2 separate regions of the Mus musculus genome follow, and region 2 is linked to region 1. A link is a loop called in an ENCODE intact Hi-C map of the cell type or tissue named here. Cell type or tissue: heart. All regions are shown on one strand.

Region 1 (8,000 bases):
CTTTCTCTCTTTCTCTCTTTCTTTCTCTCTTTCTCTCCCTCCCTCCCTCTCTCCCTCCCTCCCTCCCTCCTTCCCTTCCTTCCTTCTTTCCTTCCTTTCCCTCCTCTAATTTGATTGGTGTCCGTGTTGCTTACAGCAAGCCCAGTGAGGGGTGAGGTGGGGTGGGGTGGGGTAGGGTGGGTGGATGAACTTTGGAAGTGCTTTTAGCATTCTATACCAACTCTATTTTGAAAGATTTATTTTAAATTGAGTGTGGGTGTACACTCAAGGGTAAATGCATATGATGGCAGGTATCCTTAGTGGCAAGAAAAGGGCCTTGGGTACCCTGGAGCTGAGGTATAGTCAGTTGTGAACTGTTTGACATGGGTGCTAGGAACCAAACTCAGGCTCGATCTCTCTCTCTCTCTCTCTCTCTCTCTCTCTCTCTCTCTCTCTCTCTCTCTCTCTCTCCTGTAGCTACTTTTCATGCTGACAAAATGTTGATCATGTGATAGCACATGTGTTTAATCCCAGCTCTCAGGAGGCAGAGGTAGGTGGCTATCTGTGAGTTCAAGGCTAAGTTCCAGAATGATATAGTGAAGTAGTTTTGTTTTTTTTGTTTTTTGTTTTTGTCATTAAATAGAGTAGGCCCTGTTTGAGGCCATGACAGATTACTTCCTTGCAGGCTTTCGTATCTGTAGACGTCAGGTACTCTTGCTTTAGGACCAAGCTTGGCCTGAGAGTGGTGAGTGGCAGACAGGCTCAGGAAGAGTTGTCTTAACATGGTAGGGAATTGATGTAGGAGGAGGTGCCCCGTTCTACGGAGGCTGGAGGTGAGTGGACACCCTCCTTAGCTGTACCCTCTTAGCTGTAGGTACATTAGTGGCAGCAGTCTAGTCTGAGGTGCCCCAAAGAATGAAAGCAATTGTCTCCAATGCGAACCTGTCCAGTAAAAGCCCTCCAAATGGCCTTTCTCCCCTCTGTCTCCTTCCTCTCACTTACGGGTAATTCCACCGCTTTGGGAGGGAAGACTTTTTATTCTTTCAAGTCAATCATTCTGGAGAGATCTGTCATAATGAGAGAAGGCTGCAGTTGCCAGATTCAGGGTTTTTTTCTTCTTCCTTAAATGCCACTAGGGATGTAATTCAGGGCCTTGTTTATACTAGACAAACATCCTGCCGTCAATGCCTCCATCCCCTATCCTCATGCAACTTTTTTCATTCGGAGACCAGGTTGCATTGAGTTGCCCTGGCAGCTGGAATTAGAGTCAGGGTTGTCCTGTCTTGACCCTTGTGTAGCTGAATGACGGGCTTGCAGCATCTGGTCCTGCTAACTTTAGCAATTCTGAGTTAATTATTCTCTGTGTTGGACAAGTGAGAGGACTGGGTGATGGGGTCCAGATAAGCAAGGCAGGAATGGCAGGGCTCTGAGGACCCAGGAATTATCTGAGGCTGGAGCTTTGGCCCAGGTACCAGAAATGTCTTGGGACCCATAAAAGTAGTGGGCTACAGAGTTGGTCTTCTCATCCTCACCCTTCTCCCATCTTTTTCCTCCTCATCTGTCTTTGAGATGGGGTCTCATATAGCCCAGGCTGCATAATGCCTGGGCAAACTGACCTTGAACCAGCTAAGCAGCCTAGGCTGACCTCCCAATCCTCCTGTCTTCTCTCCATACTTCTGGGGTCCTGGCATGAGTCATCTCTCCTAGACTGCTTCTCCCTTTGCCTCTGTTACTGCCCTCTATGTCCCATTATTCTTGCTTGTGTTTGAACACTGCTGGTGTCAATGCCTTAGCAGGTAACACAAGTAACGACATACACTCCTTCATGGCTTCTGCCTCCAATGCTAAACTCCGGCTCCAGGGCTGCTGTCGTGGGGCCTCTCCAGTGGCTTGAGTGTAGGAAGGCTTGCTTGGCAGAGCTCTTGGAGCAGTTACACCGTGTTGCCTTATTACTTGTTACTTCCCCAGAGGCTTCTGGGCAACAGACACTGTTTTCTCCTAAGTGCATTTCAGCAGAGGAGAGCTGAACTGTCAGAGGGCCTGTAGGACAGAGGCCTGATGTAGCTCAGCAAGGGTCTGATAACCCGAGGAAGAGGAGTAAGGCTCATTCTGGAGCGCACTGCTCTCTTTTCCTCAGAGGGGTCCCTCTCCTTGCTATATTTGAGCACCCCTCCCTTTTGAGATAAGGTCTGTGGTAATTTGAATAGGTTCGGCCCCCATAGACTTGGGTTTGAAAGCTAGGCCCGTAGGGAGTGACACTATTAGGAGATGAGGCCTTGTTGGAGTAGGTGTGGCTTAGTTGGACAAAGTGTGTCACTATGGGGGTAGGCTTTGAGTCATATATGCTCAAGCTATACCCAGCATGGCACTCAGTCTCTCCTTGTTGCCTGTGGGTCAAGAAAAAGAACTCTTGGCTCCTCCAGCACCACATCTGTCTGCAAGCTACCATGCTTCCTGTCATGACAATCATGGACTGAACCTCTGAAACTGTAAGCCAGCCCCAAATCAAATGTTGCCCTTTGTAAGAGTTGCCATGGTCATGGTGTCTCTTCACAGCAATCAAACCCTACCGTAAGGTCTTATGTAGCCCAGGGTAGCCTTGAATTTGCTATATAGCCAAGATTGGCTCTGAACCTCTGATCCTCTTGTCTCTACCTTCCAAGTGCTACACCAGGGCCTCCTGTATGCTAGGTAAGCACTCCAGTAGCTGACACTTATTCTCAGCCCCATCATTTTCTTCTTCCTTAAGATATAGTACAGCAAGCTGGGTGTGGTGGCGCATGCCTTTAATCCCAGCACCCAGGAGGCAGAGGCAGGCAGATTTCTGAGTTCGAGGCCAGCCTGGTCTACAAAGTGAGTTCCAGGACGGCCAGGGCTACACAGAGAAACACTGTCTCGAAAAACCAAAAAAAAAAAAAAAAAAAAAAAAGAAGAAGATGTCAGTACAGCAGACACAGTAAAGAGTGTTTAGGGCCTTTAGTGAGCAGCTTGAGAGTTTATTATATTTACAGTTCTGTGGCTACTGTCCATATAAGAAAAGAGAATTTCCCCATATTTCAGAAGAACCCATAGTGCCCTTAGGAGTCCCTCTCATTGAGGTGAATACTTTCCCAACCTCCATTATAGACAGCCTGAATACTTTTTTAAAGCCAGGGTCTCACCATGTAGCTCAGACTGGCTTTGAACTTCTGGGATCAGATGCCCTTCCTGCCTCAGTCTCCTGAACTAGGACCTCAGGGGCATAGCACTGTATTGTTTGATGGCCAGCTCTAAAAAGGCAAAAACGAAGCAGGGACCGTGTGCTGGAAATTCCAGTATAAGGAACAGAGAGGCTGGAGATAAGTTCAAAGGCCGCCTCAGCTATATAGCATGTTGGAAGCCAGCCTGAGCTATTTAAGACTACCTCAAAAAACCAGACCATTCCAGACCAAACTAGTCCCAATCCAACCACCACCATCACCACCATCACTACCACCATCACTACCACCATCACTACCACCACCACCACCACCACCACCACACCACCACCACCATCACCACCACCACCATCACCACCACCACCACCACCACCACCACCACCATCACCACCACCACCATCACCACCACCACCACCACCACACCACCACCACCATCACCACCACCACCATCACCACCACCACCACCACCACCACCACCACCACCACCACCACCACCGCACCACCACCATCACCATCACCACCATCACTACCACCACCACCACCACCACCACCACCACCACCACTACCACCACTACCACCACCACCACCACCATCACCACCATCACTACCACCACCACCACCATCACTACCACCACCACCACCACCACCACTACCACCACTACCACCACCACCACCACCATCACCACCATCACTACCACCACCACCACCACCACCACCACCACCACCACCACCACCACCACCATCACCACCATCACTACCACCACCACCACCACCACCACCACCACCACCACCACCATCACCACCATCACTACCACCACCACTACCACCACCACCACCACCACCAGCTAAACAAATCTGGTTGAGTGAATTTGCCAAGTAGTCTCAGCTTTTGTGCTTGGCTTCTTTGAGCCAGTGGTCTCTCAGAGTACAACTGTGGAGTGTGGCAATTGTCTTCTCACCTCTGCAACTCTCCATGGTTTGAACTCTGTCATTCCTCACAGCCTGTGAGTGTGAAAGTAGAGGTCATATGGAGGGAATAAAGCCAGCAGCCAGTAGCTGGAGTTCTCTCTCCCTACATGGTCTTGGTCTGTGAGTGTCCTCACCTACAACCATGATAGGTTCATGTGCCAATTTTGCCAGCCCTGGCACAGGCTTCTGAGCCACATGCAGCCACAGGTATCGGGTTGCTGGTCCGTGTCAAGCTGCAGCACCCGTAACCTTGACTGGGAAAGCCCTCTGTCTTCTTGGGATGCTGGAGGAAACTGGAGCAGTACCAGACAGACATAGGATGCGGCTTGTAAATTATGAGCTGTGATTTGCAAACATGCTTATGACAGAAGAGTCACTGAGATCTGGGGACTCCCCCCACTTCAGAAAGTCCTTTTGTCTCCTTCTGATGGCCTCTGATTGCTGCTCTGTGTCCGATTTCCCCTTCTCTGTTATATTAACTCACAGCGTCAGCCAAACTTCCAGGGCTTGCTGGGAGCCTGCCAAGGCGCTGCTCACAAACCTTTAGTGGCTTCCCACAGCCTGCTCAAGTCTCCTGGCATTTCAGAAGCTTCTCCACAGGGGCTGGGGATATGGCTCAGTTGGTAGCCTGCTTGCCTAGCATCCACGAAGTCCTGAGTTGGATTGCCAGCACTGCATAAAACCGGCGTGGTAGCACTGGTCTGTAATAGCAGCACTTGAGAAATAGGAGCAAAAGAATCAGGGGTTCAAAGTCACCCTCAGCTACATTGAATTTGAAACTATTCCGGGCTACGTAAGAGCCTCGCTGGGAAAGAGGAGGTGGCTGGGGTGATGGCCCGGTGGGTAACAGAACCTCTCCTGTAAACCTAAGGACCTCAGTTCAGATTTCCAAATTCAAATAAACAACTGGGTGTGGCCAGCACTGGGATGTGCAGGGACGGGTGGATTACTGAGTGACCCTGTCTCAAGAGAAGAAAGTAGAGGATTATAGAGCAGGACCTCGTACACTCATGCACATGGGTGAGCATATTCACATACATGTATATGCTCAAATGCATGCACACATACCAAATACAAAAACTGCACAGGATAAGGCAACTGCCCCCCTTCTCACTATGTAGCCCCTCCTAGCCTGGAACTATGTAGACTAGGCTGGCCTGAAATTTAAAAAGATCTGCCTGCCTCTGCATCTTGAATGCTGGGATTAAAGGTGTTTAGCTTCCTTCCTTCCTTCCTTCCTTCCTTCCTTCCTTCCTTCCTTCCTTCCGCCCCCCCCCCCCCCTTTCTTTTTCTTCTGAGCAGTCATTACTCCAAGCCAGGATTGTGACAGCCAGTGCAATCTAGTTATCTTGGCTTCTTATGGTTTAGTAGTCTGAGTAAATACTTCTCCATTGCATGTCCCTAAGAGGTTCTTCATTAGTCCAGTCCATGCATGGCCATAGTTCCCAAGGCCACCTGTGTACCAAGATGTCTGTTAAAACCCCAGCCATCACTACTACCTTGGTAGCACACAGTAAAGAAGAGGAAAGAGAAGAGGCCGCTCTGCTTCCCTTTAGGGTTGTAATAGTTACAGTAATAAAAGTGACTGTAAGCTTATCACCATTGTGTGCCAGCCCCTGCTCCTAAGTGCAGGTCATTTGCATATGATAATACCAAAGAGCTGCTGTTGTTACTCCTGGTTTAGAGGAACAGAAGGCACAGAGGGGTTAAGTAACAAACACAAGAACACACACTTGGGAAGTAGATGACCGAATGGAAATTCATGCCCTAGCACAGGGTCTGGGCTCATAAAACCTCAGTTACAGGTACACATTCCCTTCTCTCCCAGCCTATTGGCCAGAGGTTAGGCATATGATAAAACTGGTCCAAAAGGGAGGCTGGGAAATGAGTGTGTGTTTCAGGCCGTCTTTTTTTTTTTCCCTTATTTTTTTTTATTACGCATTTTCCTCAATTACATTTCTAATGCTATCCCAAAAGCCTCCCATATCCTACTGCCCCCACTCCCCTACCCACCCATTCCCATTTTTTGGCCCTGGCGTTCCCCTGTACTGGGGCATATAAAGTTTGCCTGTCCAGTGGGCCTCTCTTTGCAGTGATGGCTGACTAGGGCATCTTTTGATACATATGCAGCTAGAGTCAAGAGCTCCAGGGTACTGGTTAGTTCATAATGTTGCACCTACAGGGTTGCAGATCTCTTTAGCTCTTTGGATACTTTCTCTAGCTCCTCCATTGGGGGCCCTGTGATCCATCCAATAGTTGACTGTGAACATCCACTTCTGTGTTTGTTAGGCCCCGGCCTAGTCTCACAAGAGACGGCTATATCACGGTCCTTGCACCAAACGCTTGCTAGTGTATGCAATGGTGTCATCATTTGAAGGCTAATTATGGGATGGATCCCTGGATATGGCAGTCTCTTGATGGTCCATCCTTTTGTCTCAGTTCCAAACTTTGTCTCTGTAACTCCTTCCATGGGTGATTGTTTCCAATTCTAAGAAGGGGCAAAGTGTCCACACTTTGGTCTTCGTTCTTCTTCAGTTTCATGTGTTTTGCAAATTGTACCTTATATCTCACTATATTAAGTTTCTGGGCTAATATCCAGTTATCAGTGAGTACATATTATTTGAGTCCTTTTGTGATTGTGTTACCTCACTCAGGATGATGCCCTCCAGGTCCAACCATTTGCCTAGGAACCACAAGTAAACTGTGGCTTATTGAAAAGGCGAGGAGAAGACATTTTGGACTGTCAAGCTGTCTGTTCCCCGCCACACACCATGTTGCCTTTCTTCTGGGACTTTTTCATTCATTCAGACCCCAAGCTTCTTGACTGTTGGATCCTGGCTCCCAAAACAAGGTGTCATGAGAGCTCTGAGTGGGAGATGACCTCACTCAAAATTTGTCTTCTTCCTTCCCTTCCTTCATTCCTCTCTCCCATTCCTTCTTTCTTTTCTTCCTTCCCTCACCTTCTTCCCCTCCACCTTCTTTTTCTTCTCTCTCTCTCTCTCTCTCTCTCTCTCTCTCTCTCTCTCTCTCTCTCTCTGAGACAGGATTTGTCTGTATATCCTTGGCTGTCCTAGAACTAGACCTGTAGACCAGGCTGGCCTCGAACTCAGAGATCCACCTCCCTCTGCCTACTGAGTGCTGGGATTAAATGTATGCATCACCACCTCTCTGTATTCTTCTTTCCTTTCTTTTTGGAAGTACTGTAGATTGTACCTATAGTCTTATGAATACGAGTCTAGTGCTTTGCAGCTGAGCTGCAGCCTATCCTTGCTGGTAGCCTTGAAAGCACAGTAGCTCCTTCTGAGGTCCAGGTGACTTCAGGTGGAGATTATGGCTAAGTCAATGGATGTGCTGCATTTCTGGGTGCAAGGCCCCACCTCCCACACTAAGTCATCTCCCTGGCTTGTTAGCTGGATGTAGTGGTGCATGCTTTTAATCCCAGCACTCTGGAGGCAGAGGCAGGAAGACCTCTGTGATTTTGAGGTCTGATATACACACTGAGTTTGTTCCAGGGCAGTCAGAGCCACATAGTAAGACCCTGTATTTTTTTTTTTAAGTTTTAAAATAAATATTTTATAATACTGGAGATAGAGCCCAGGGGGTATCTGCCAGTGCATGCTGGGTAAATATTCTGACTGTGAGCTACATTCTCAACCTCTGATTTCTTGAGAAAGGGAAATCTAGACTGGCCTCTTCCTCCACACCCTCTGTAGTGCTGTGACGAAGGGCCCTTCCATGAAGGTATTAGACCTCTTTCCTGATTCTAGATTTTCACAGCGCACCTCCTTGTGTTTTGGCTGCACAAGAGGATTTGCAAGCACAGAGGGCCAACGTATACTGCAATAAAGGTCCTGG
Region 2 (8,000 bases), 200 kb before region 1:
TCTTTTCTTTTTCTTTTTTCTCTCTTTTTTTCTTTTCTTTTCTTTTCTTTTCTTTTCTTTTCTTTTCTTTTCTTTTTTTCATCTCTCATCTACAGGCTCTGGTGTTTTTACCTTACTGGAACCACTCTGCTCTGGGTTAGAGAGGAGAAAGGGTAGTTTTGAAAGTAAGGTGGGGCCCCACAGTGATGGCACACAACTTTATGCCTTTAATCCCAGCACTTGGGAGGCAGAAGCAGAGGCAGGCAGATTTCTGAGTTCGAGGCCAGCCTGGTCTACAGAGTGAGTTCCAGGACAGCCAGGGCTACACAGAGAAACAGAGTTTCTTTGGTTTTGAACATGTGGCCTCTAAGATATGCTGACGAGGACAGGCCTTTGTGTACTTGGTCTAAGCATTACCGAGTGGTAGAACAGAGTTCATGTAAAACAAAGGCCACACTATAGAGCTGGAATAGCTCAGAGAGTGCTAGAGTGCCTAGCATGTTCAAGGCCCTGGATTTGGGGCCCCAGAAAGTGCACCATACACAAATGAATACAACTTTGAAAGGAAAAGTATTCAGACATAAATCTGCTTCTCTCCAGAGGAAGACAAATGTAAACTTAAGTGCCTATTCTGCCCTTATAACCAGAAATGCGTAAAGCGGGAGCAGGGAGGTCTTCCCCCTCATGGGTTTCCTCTGTGTGTATGTCCTGTGGCCTCCCCTTTCCCCCTCTGTGCTGAGAACGGGACTCAGGGCTTCTGGCATGTTAGGCAATCTTTGTATCTCTGAGCCACACCCCCAGGCTGCTTGCCTGCCTCCTTCTACACTGTGGTCACCCCGACCCCACACCCCTGCCTAAGGACTACGAGCAAGTTAAGTGTGGTGGTATGTTGAATGGACATCAGTTCCATCATGGTGACTGGAAATTCTCAAACTTTTACTATTCTAAGTACCTAAGTACTGGCCTTTCCCACCTCAGCTTGTTTGTTTTAAATAAAAGGTTATGTAACTCATCCTCAAAGTCCTATACAGCCGAAGGGAACTATAAACTTCTGATCCATTCTGACTCTTACCTCAACACAGCTGGGATTACAAGCATGTGCCACCAGGAGCTGTTTTATGATATGCTGGGGACTGGACCCAGGGCTTCATAGATGCTGGGCAAGAGCTTTACTGACTAAATTACCTCCAGGACTAACTCAATGTCAGCTTCATCTAGTGATGTCTTAAGATGGTAAAGGAAGATTTTAGGTGTCTATATTTTTCCCTGTCCTCATTGTGGTGTGAGATCTCAAGATATTAAATTTGTTCTCATACTTTATAATCATAATCCCATCTTATAATCACATAGAGATTGTTCATTGATCAAACAAAAGAATTTTGGTAATTAAATTTCTTCTTTTTTTTGTTTCTTTTTTTTTTTTTTTTTTTTGAGACAGGGTTTCTCTGTGTAGCACTTGCTGTCCTGGAACTCACTCTGTAGGTCAGGCTGGCCTCAAACTCACAGGAATCTGCTTGCCTCTGCCTCCCAAGTGCTTTGCCCTATTTCCCTTCATGTGTATATTTAGGGATTTGGTGCTGGAGAGATAGCTTAATGGTTAAGAGCACTGGCTGCTAATCCAGGGGCCGCAAGTTTGAGTCTCAGCAGCCACATGGCAGCTCACAACCATAGATTAAGTTCTAGGAGATTCTGTGCCTTATTCTGGCCTCCTAGGGCACCAGGCATGCACATGGTACCCAGATACATGCTCTTGAAACAATAGAAGATACATTAGCAAAGTATCTATTTTATCCCCCCCCCCCATCTCTGTGTGTGTAGGCATGTGGATTCAGGTGGCTGTAGAGGCCAGAAGAGGGTATCAGAACCCCTTAGAATTGGAGTTGAACTGGGCAAAAATGAGTGCTAAGAATCCACCTCTAGTCCCCTGCAAGAGGTGCTCTTAAGTGCTGGGCTACTTCACTGTGGTGGACTTAACATTCAAATCTTGCTCACTGTCCCAGCCCTCAGGATATAGATGAGACTGACCCCAAACTTGTCAAGCTCCATCAGCTTCAGCCTCCATGTACCACCATGCTCCATGCTAGTTGCATTTCCTTCTCTTTTTATTTCATGTATATGAGTACACTGTTGCTGTCTTCAGACACACCAGGAGGGGCCATCAGATCCCATTACAGATGGTTGTGAGCCACCATGTGGTTGGTGGGATTTGAACTCAGGACCTCTGGAAGAACAGTTGGTGCTCTTAACCACTGAGCCATCTCTCCAGCCCATTGTATCTCCTTAAAACCTTTACTTTTAATGAAATGGGGCCAGAGTATACTGATTTCGAATGGAATATTTTGGTTGAAAATTGCTTCTTTACCACCCACTTAATGTCAGGAGCTTTGCAATGAATCCAGAGTTTCTCATTCTTCATGTTTCCCATAGTTTAAATAAACTTTCACCCTTTTTCCTAAACAGCAGCCTTTCTGGAGTAATTCCCTGTTATTCCCCGAAACTTGGGAACTATTCTTTGTTAGGAAAGTTTAGTGTGTGTGTGTGTGTGTGTGTGTGTGTGTATTTTTTAGACAGGGTTTCTCTGTATAGCGCTGGTTGTCCTGGAACTCACTCCATAGATGAGGCTATCCTCGAACTCACAGAGATCTATCTGCCTGCCTCTGCCTCCCGGGAGTGCTGATTGCCACCACACCCTGATTACTGTTAATAAATTCTTATCCTTCTTTCACAGCACTGATCTCCACTTCTAGAAAATAAGGGCGATTTTAAAAATAATTTTAAAAATTATTTAATGGATCCTTCCCCCAGGCGTTTGATTTCCGTCGATCTCACATTCTTTTTTATTTCCGTCGATTTCTCAATCCTTTTATTCATGTCTAGACATTTGCAATTCTGCCTTTCTACCAAGGTTGTAAATTGTTAGAAGACTCAAGGTGTCTTAAAAAAAAAAATCACCTTTGCACTTCTGTGTTGCCCTAAGTCCTGAGCAAGTTTCCTTCAATGCAGTTTACCTCTTTAAAAATCGGACGCATAAAGTTCCATCCTTCTCCAGCCCAAGGCCCTGGACTTGACTTGAAACCGTGGTAACTTTGAAATCCTCGCTCGTCCTGAAAGAGCAAGGCCTGGGACGCCCTTGAATGCTAGGGACTGTGCTGCAGGCCGCACCCCCACCCCCACCCCCAGCCGACTGCATTTGAGGACAGAGGCCCAAGTTCCGGGCCACGGGGACCAAACGCTCTGTGCTGGCCGTGCTGGCTGTCTCCGCAGCGGAGAACAAGAGGTGGAATTAAAACCCGCACTGACGACTCGGGGAGGGAAGCTCGCCAGCTGCGGCTTCCCTGAGGGTCGCAGCTCTTCTGTCGCCTGTGGGGAGAGGGTCCACCTGGCCCGCAGTGAGGACGGGGTTCCAGAGGGAGCGCAGGCGGCACGCTTCGGGAGCTGGGGACAGTCGCCGGGTCCCTTCCACCAAAGCCTGTGGCTCTATGGAGCCACCGCCGGGGGCAGCGGGGCCTGCGCCTCCCGGTCAAGATGGCGGCGGGCGCGCAGCCACGCGGGCCACTGGCGCCCGCGAGAGGTGGCTGCAGTCCCCCAGGCCGACGCCGCCGCTAGCACTGTCCCCCGGCGGGAAGCCGCACCTCCTCAGGCGGGAGCAACCCAGGGCTCAGTTCCTCCACTTCTTCAGACGGCCCCAGTGCTCAATCAACGTCACAGCAGACCATCACTTTCTCACACCCCCAGTCGCCAGGGGACTCCTGTTACCAGGAGGTAGGGCCCGGACTCCAGGGATAAGGAGTGTGACGCTGGCTTCCAGGTCGCACACTGTGGACAGAAGACCAACGGGGACTACTGGGTGCAGGCCTCACACCCCAGGCATTTCCTCCAACCTTGGAGCACGATTCCACAATTATTCGTAGCCACTAAGGAAAACCCCCTTAATAAGACTCAGAACCCAGAGCCGCTGAAGTCACCAGGAATGTCTTGGAGAATCCATAGTATTATCTAGTCAAAGCTACAGAATAAGAGGGTGTCGTCCCATCCCCACCCCCCATACACATTTGCTCTGACATCGGAGTAGGAGTAGGCTCCTAGAAACCTTAGGTCCAGTTTACTAGAAATGGCATTGATGAATGCAGCGCATTCTGAGCGATCTCAGGTTGGGCTCAGGTTGAGAGGTCAGGACCCCCTCCCAGCCACCCCCTCGTGCGCGCGCGCGCGCACGCACACACACACACACACACACACACACACACACACACCAGGGAAAGGCTGGTGCAGGTAGTGTCTCAATTGGGGGGAGTGTGGATAAGTACCCAGAAAAGCTTCCTTATTACCGTCTGTAAGCTGTTGGCTGACACCTCCTACCACCTCAAGGTTCTGTCTAAAGTTCCCACGTTGCAATATCAGCTCTGGAAAAAGGGGCTGAATGTGAAGTTTTGGGTTTTGTTTTGATGAAGTGAAGTCGTTCTGCATAACATTTGCACTGGCTTGTTATTCTGCAGGAAAACACTTCCTCCATCCACCTCCTCAGCCACCACGCCAACTACTCGTTCCTTCTTCTGCACCTCCCCCTTTTAATTCTCTCTCTCTCTCTCTCTCTCTCTCTCTCTCTCTCTCTCTCTCTCCACCCCCCCCCCGCGTGCCTCTCGCCTCTCGCCCGGGTCTAGGCAGCCCCCTTCAGCACTTTGTTCAAGTGCAGCGGTAAACCCTAGGCTAAGCCTAATTCTCTGTGGTCCTGACCTTCCTTCCCACTGTGGGCCTGGAATCAGGCCTGCCCTCGGGGTCTCCTGCTTCATTAGGATCCAACTGTGCTTTCTCTCCTCTGTGCACCTGATGCTTTTCAAACGTACTGGTTCACCCAAAAAGAAAAAAAATCCAAATAAATCAAATCAAAATAAATAAACAAATCGTATACCAAAACAGAAGTTCAAAACAGCCCATGAATGCAAGCTCTGAGCCGGGTTCATCCCACCATTGAAACCAACTATGAAAAAAAAATGTTTTTGGACACAGGGTCTATGTAGTCCTGGCTGCCCTGGAAATTGCTCTGTAGACCAGACGGGCCTCATACTCAGAGATCCGTCTGCCTCTGCCTCCAGAGGGCTGGGATTAAAGCTGTACCCCACCTGGGCAGGCTCAACCATCCTATTCCTAAAGTTTTCACCGAGCCAAGCCTTTTTCACTGCCCTGACACCTACCTAAAGTCTCTCCGGGTGCCTGGAGCACCTCACCTGCACTGCCACTCCTAGTCCCTGTCCAGCTCAGCCTCTCCCTGGAAGCACTGTAACTTTAAACATCTAGACAGGCTGCCTGCCTTGCTGGTTTCAGTGACGACTCCCAGGAGACCGCAGCCTGGAGCAGCAGGCCCCATCTGCAGTGCAGCTGAACGAGTTAAGCTGCCCTAAGTTTGAGTGGTCTGGGGTGGGGGCCTGGACCTGAGAGAACCGGCGGGAGCCTTGGGCAAGCCAGGCCTTGGGGGTCCCTAGTTGCAGGGTCTGAGTTCTTTCACAAGTGCTGTTTGAGAGTCCCAGAAGACTCATTCCTTGGGGGTCCCTCCTAAACCCGGCCTAGAGGAGATTAAGGATCTCTTGGACCGTGAAGAGGCAAAGTTCTAAGACCCGAAATGTTTGAACCTTTGGCCCTAGGGCCTAGAAGGGTCCACGATGCAGGCAGGCAAGGGAGACTCAGTTCTCTGTGTAACCCCTAGGTGAGTTTAGGTTACTCCAGACGTTGCAGATAGCGCCCCCCCTGCCCCCCAAGCAAGTGCCAGAACCCAGGGTTAGTGCTGCCTTAGCCTCACCGACCCCGTCTGGGCCTCACAAAGGCCTTGTGTGGGGCCCGGGCCGACCAGAAGTGGCCACCATTCCCAGATCTTTAATTATGCTCTGAGACCCTACCCTTCCCCCACCCCATCGCCGGCTTCCAGCCCTTTAATCAATTTCACGATATTAAATATTAATTTCCCGCCAGCCACGCTTTCTCGAAGGAGGGGGGAAGGGACACACAGGGCAAAGCCAAGAAAAGGATGGCTTTGCTGGGTGTGACCAGGGTAACTGGGCGTGGAGGACACGCGAGCTCCTAAGTGACCGTGCCCAGAACTCAGGAGTCACGGTGTTTGCACCCTTCAACTGGGGAACTTGGGGAGTTATGAACACTTAAGATGCATGTCTTCAGGAGGGGCAGCCAGGTGTGCAGAGTTCGGGTCTGCTTGGTGACCACCTCCTGCTCTGCGGCCCCTTCCCCACCTCTAGTGGCGAGTCAGGCTCACACGGGCCTGCAGCGCGCCGCGATGATGGATCGCGCCTGGCGGGGGTGATTTGGTGTTGATCGCACATTATCACTGGCAGGTTGGACTGGTTGCTGATGGACGACTTCTAGCGGCGGCAGCAGCAGCGTCTTCAGACACCGTGCGGTGATTCGCTCGCTTTACAAGGTCTTTCCCCCTACCACCCTCCTCACCACTTACGCATGTCGGGAGAGTCTAGGAGAGAGAGTGGGGGTCTCCCCGTCCTCGAGGCCACCCACCTCGGTCCGGGACCGGGTGTGGGCCGCAGGCCCAGAGAGGAGGGGAACTAAGAGGTCTCTCCTACTTCCTCTCATTTCTCTTTCCCTTACAGCCTGCCCACCTTCCGCTTCCCCATCGGAACACGAAGGGCCTAGGTCACTTGGCCGGTGATTTCCTCGGTGCCCAGCCCAGTCCGCGGGGTGCAGTCTCCCTCTCCCTGCCGCTCACGACCCTCTCAGGGCTCCCAGCCGCGGAGGCGCTGGGGTGAAGCCCCCTCCTTGCTTCGTTTTCTAAAGTGCCTGCAAATACAAAAGCGGTTCCGTAATGCCTTCCGTCTGCGAGAGCCGGAGGACCTTGGCTGACCTTTCGGAAACTGATTGCAACTGCCTGTTAACAGCCCGTACTGACCGCACTGAGCGGAGCGGAGGACAATCATTTAAGTGACAGACGGCGAGGTGGCCCCGGCTCAGTTGAGCGGCCTGGTTAAGCCCTCCCCTCCCCCCTCCCCAGCTACTCCCCCAGCTCCGGGTGCACTGCGGGCCGTGGCCAGCTCTCTGGAGAGCGGGGAGGGCGCACCGTGAGCGCCTGTGAGTGTGAGTGCGTGTCTGCGATTATGGGCCGAAGGGTTAACCCTTTGCAGAACGCCGCCGGGGTCCTTTGAAGCCGAGCGCTGCCGGCTTAATCTGCCATTTGCAGAAGAGGAATAAAGAGGCTGCCTTGTCCTACTACCCCTAATGGGTAAACTGTACTCTCTTAGCGTGACCCGGTCACTGTCCCTGCTGCTGCCGAGGAAAGATCTCGACCCTTGGATCTTCTGCCATGGCGCTATGTAACCTCCCTGCGCTTTCCTCTTTTTCCTCACAGAAACAAGGAACAGCGCGGGGACAGCGCAAAGCGTCCAAAGGCTTTAAGGTTCGCGATGCAGTGGACGTGGGTGTTCCTGGTGTTTTCTGTTTTGGAAACTGGAAAAAGGGGAGGTGGGCTCACAGCAGGAAGGGCAGGTGGGGGAGGGGGAGGCTGGTGACAGGGCACCTCGGGCTTCTCTCTCTCTCTCTCTCTCTCTCTCTCTCTCTCTCTCTCTCTCTCTCTCTCTCTCTCTCTCTCTCTCTCTCTCTCTCTCTCTCTCTCTCTCTCTCTCTCTCTCTCTCTCTCTCTCTCTCTCTCTCTGGAGAGATCGCCAGCTGCTCTCCAACAGGCAGCGCCCTGAAATCTATTTAAAGAGAGGGAAAGGGGAGGAGAACAAAGGGGGAGGAGGGGGGCGGCGAGAGAGCAGGGAGGATCCGCCGCTCCGCGGGCACATCAAGCGCTCACATCTGTACACTCCGCGATCGATGGGGAGAATGGATAATATTTGTCAGCTGCAGACCTTTCTCTTCCCGGTTCCCAGGAAGGGGAGGGGGCAAGGGAGGGGGAGGGGCAGGCAGACCAGGCGAGAGAGGCCGCGTCAAGGACAGCGCGCCTCCCGCTGCAGCCGCACGGAAACCCAGTGCCCAGAAAGCCGGCAGATTTTTTTCTCTTATTA

What was found. Peaks named below come from ENCODE experiments on the same cell type or tissue, not always from the same donor. Only the 100,000 strongest peaks of a DNase experiment are listed, where the experiment ranks them.
Region 2: a loop joins it to region 1, with 2.2 times the contacts of the local background. A loop is called at or near these places in 2 of 42 quality-filtered maps.

Annotation. Positions count from the first base shown.
Region 1 is chrX:11,932,161-11,940,160 of GRCm38, reverse strand. No RefSeq gene overlaps it. Among named protein-coding and RNA genes, the nearest start is that of Gm52427, 41 kb to the right of the region's middle. In heart, no CTCF peak of the experiment used is centred here; a DNase peak (open chromatin) is centred at 4,660; H3K27me3 peaks cover 1,245 bases.
Region 2 is chrX:12,135,791-12,143,790 of GRCm38, reverse strand. It overlaps a transcript of Bcor not described here. Among named protein-coding and RNA genes, the nearest start is that of Gm46687, 47 kb to the right of the region's middle. In heart, a CTCF peak has its summit at 3,516; DNase peaks (open chromatin) are centred at 3,410, 6,910 and 7,820; H3K4me3 peaks cover 3,230 bases; H3K27ac peaks cover 3,552 bases; H3K27me3 peaks cover 5,081 bases.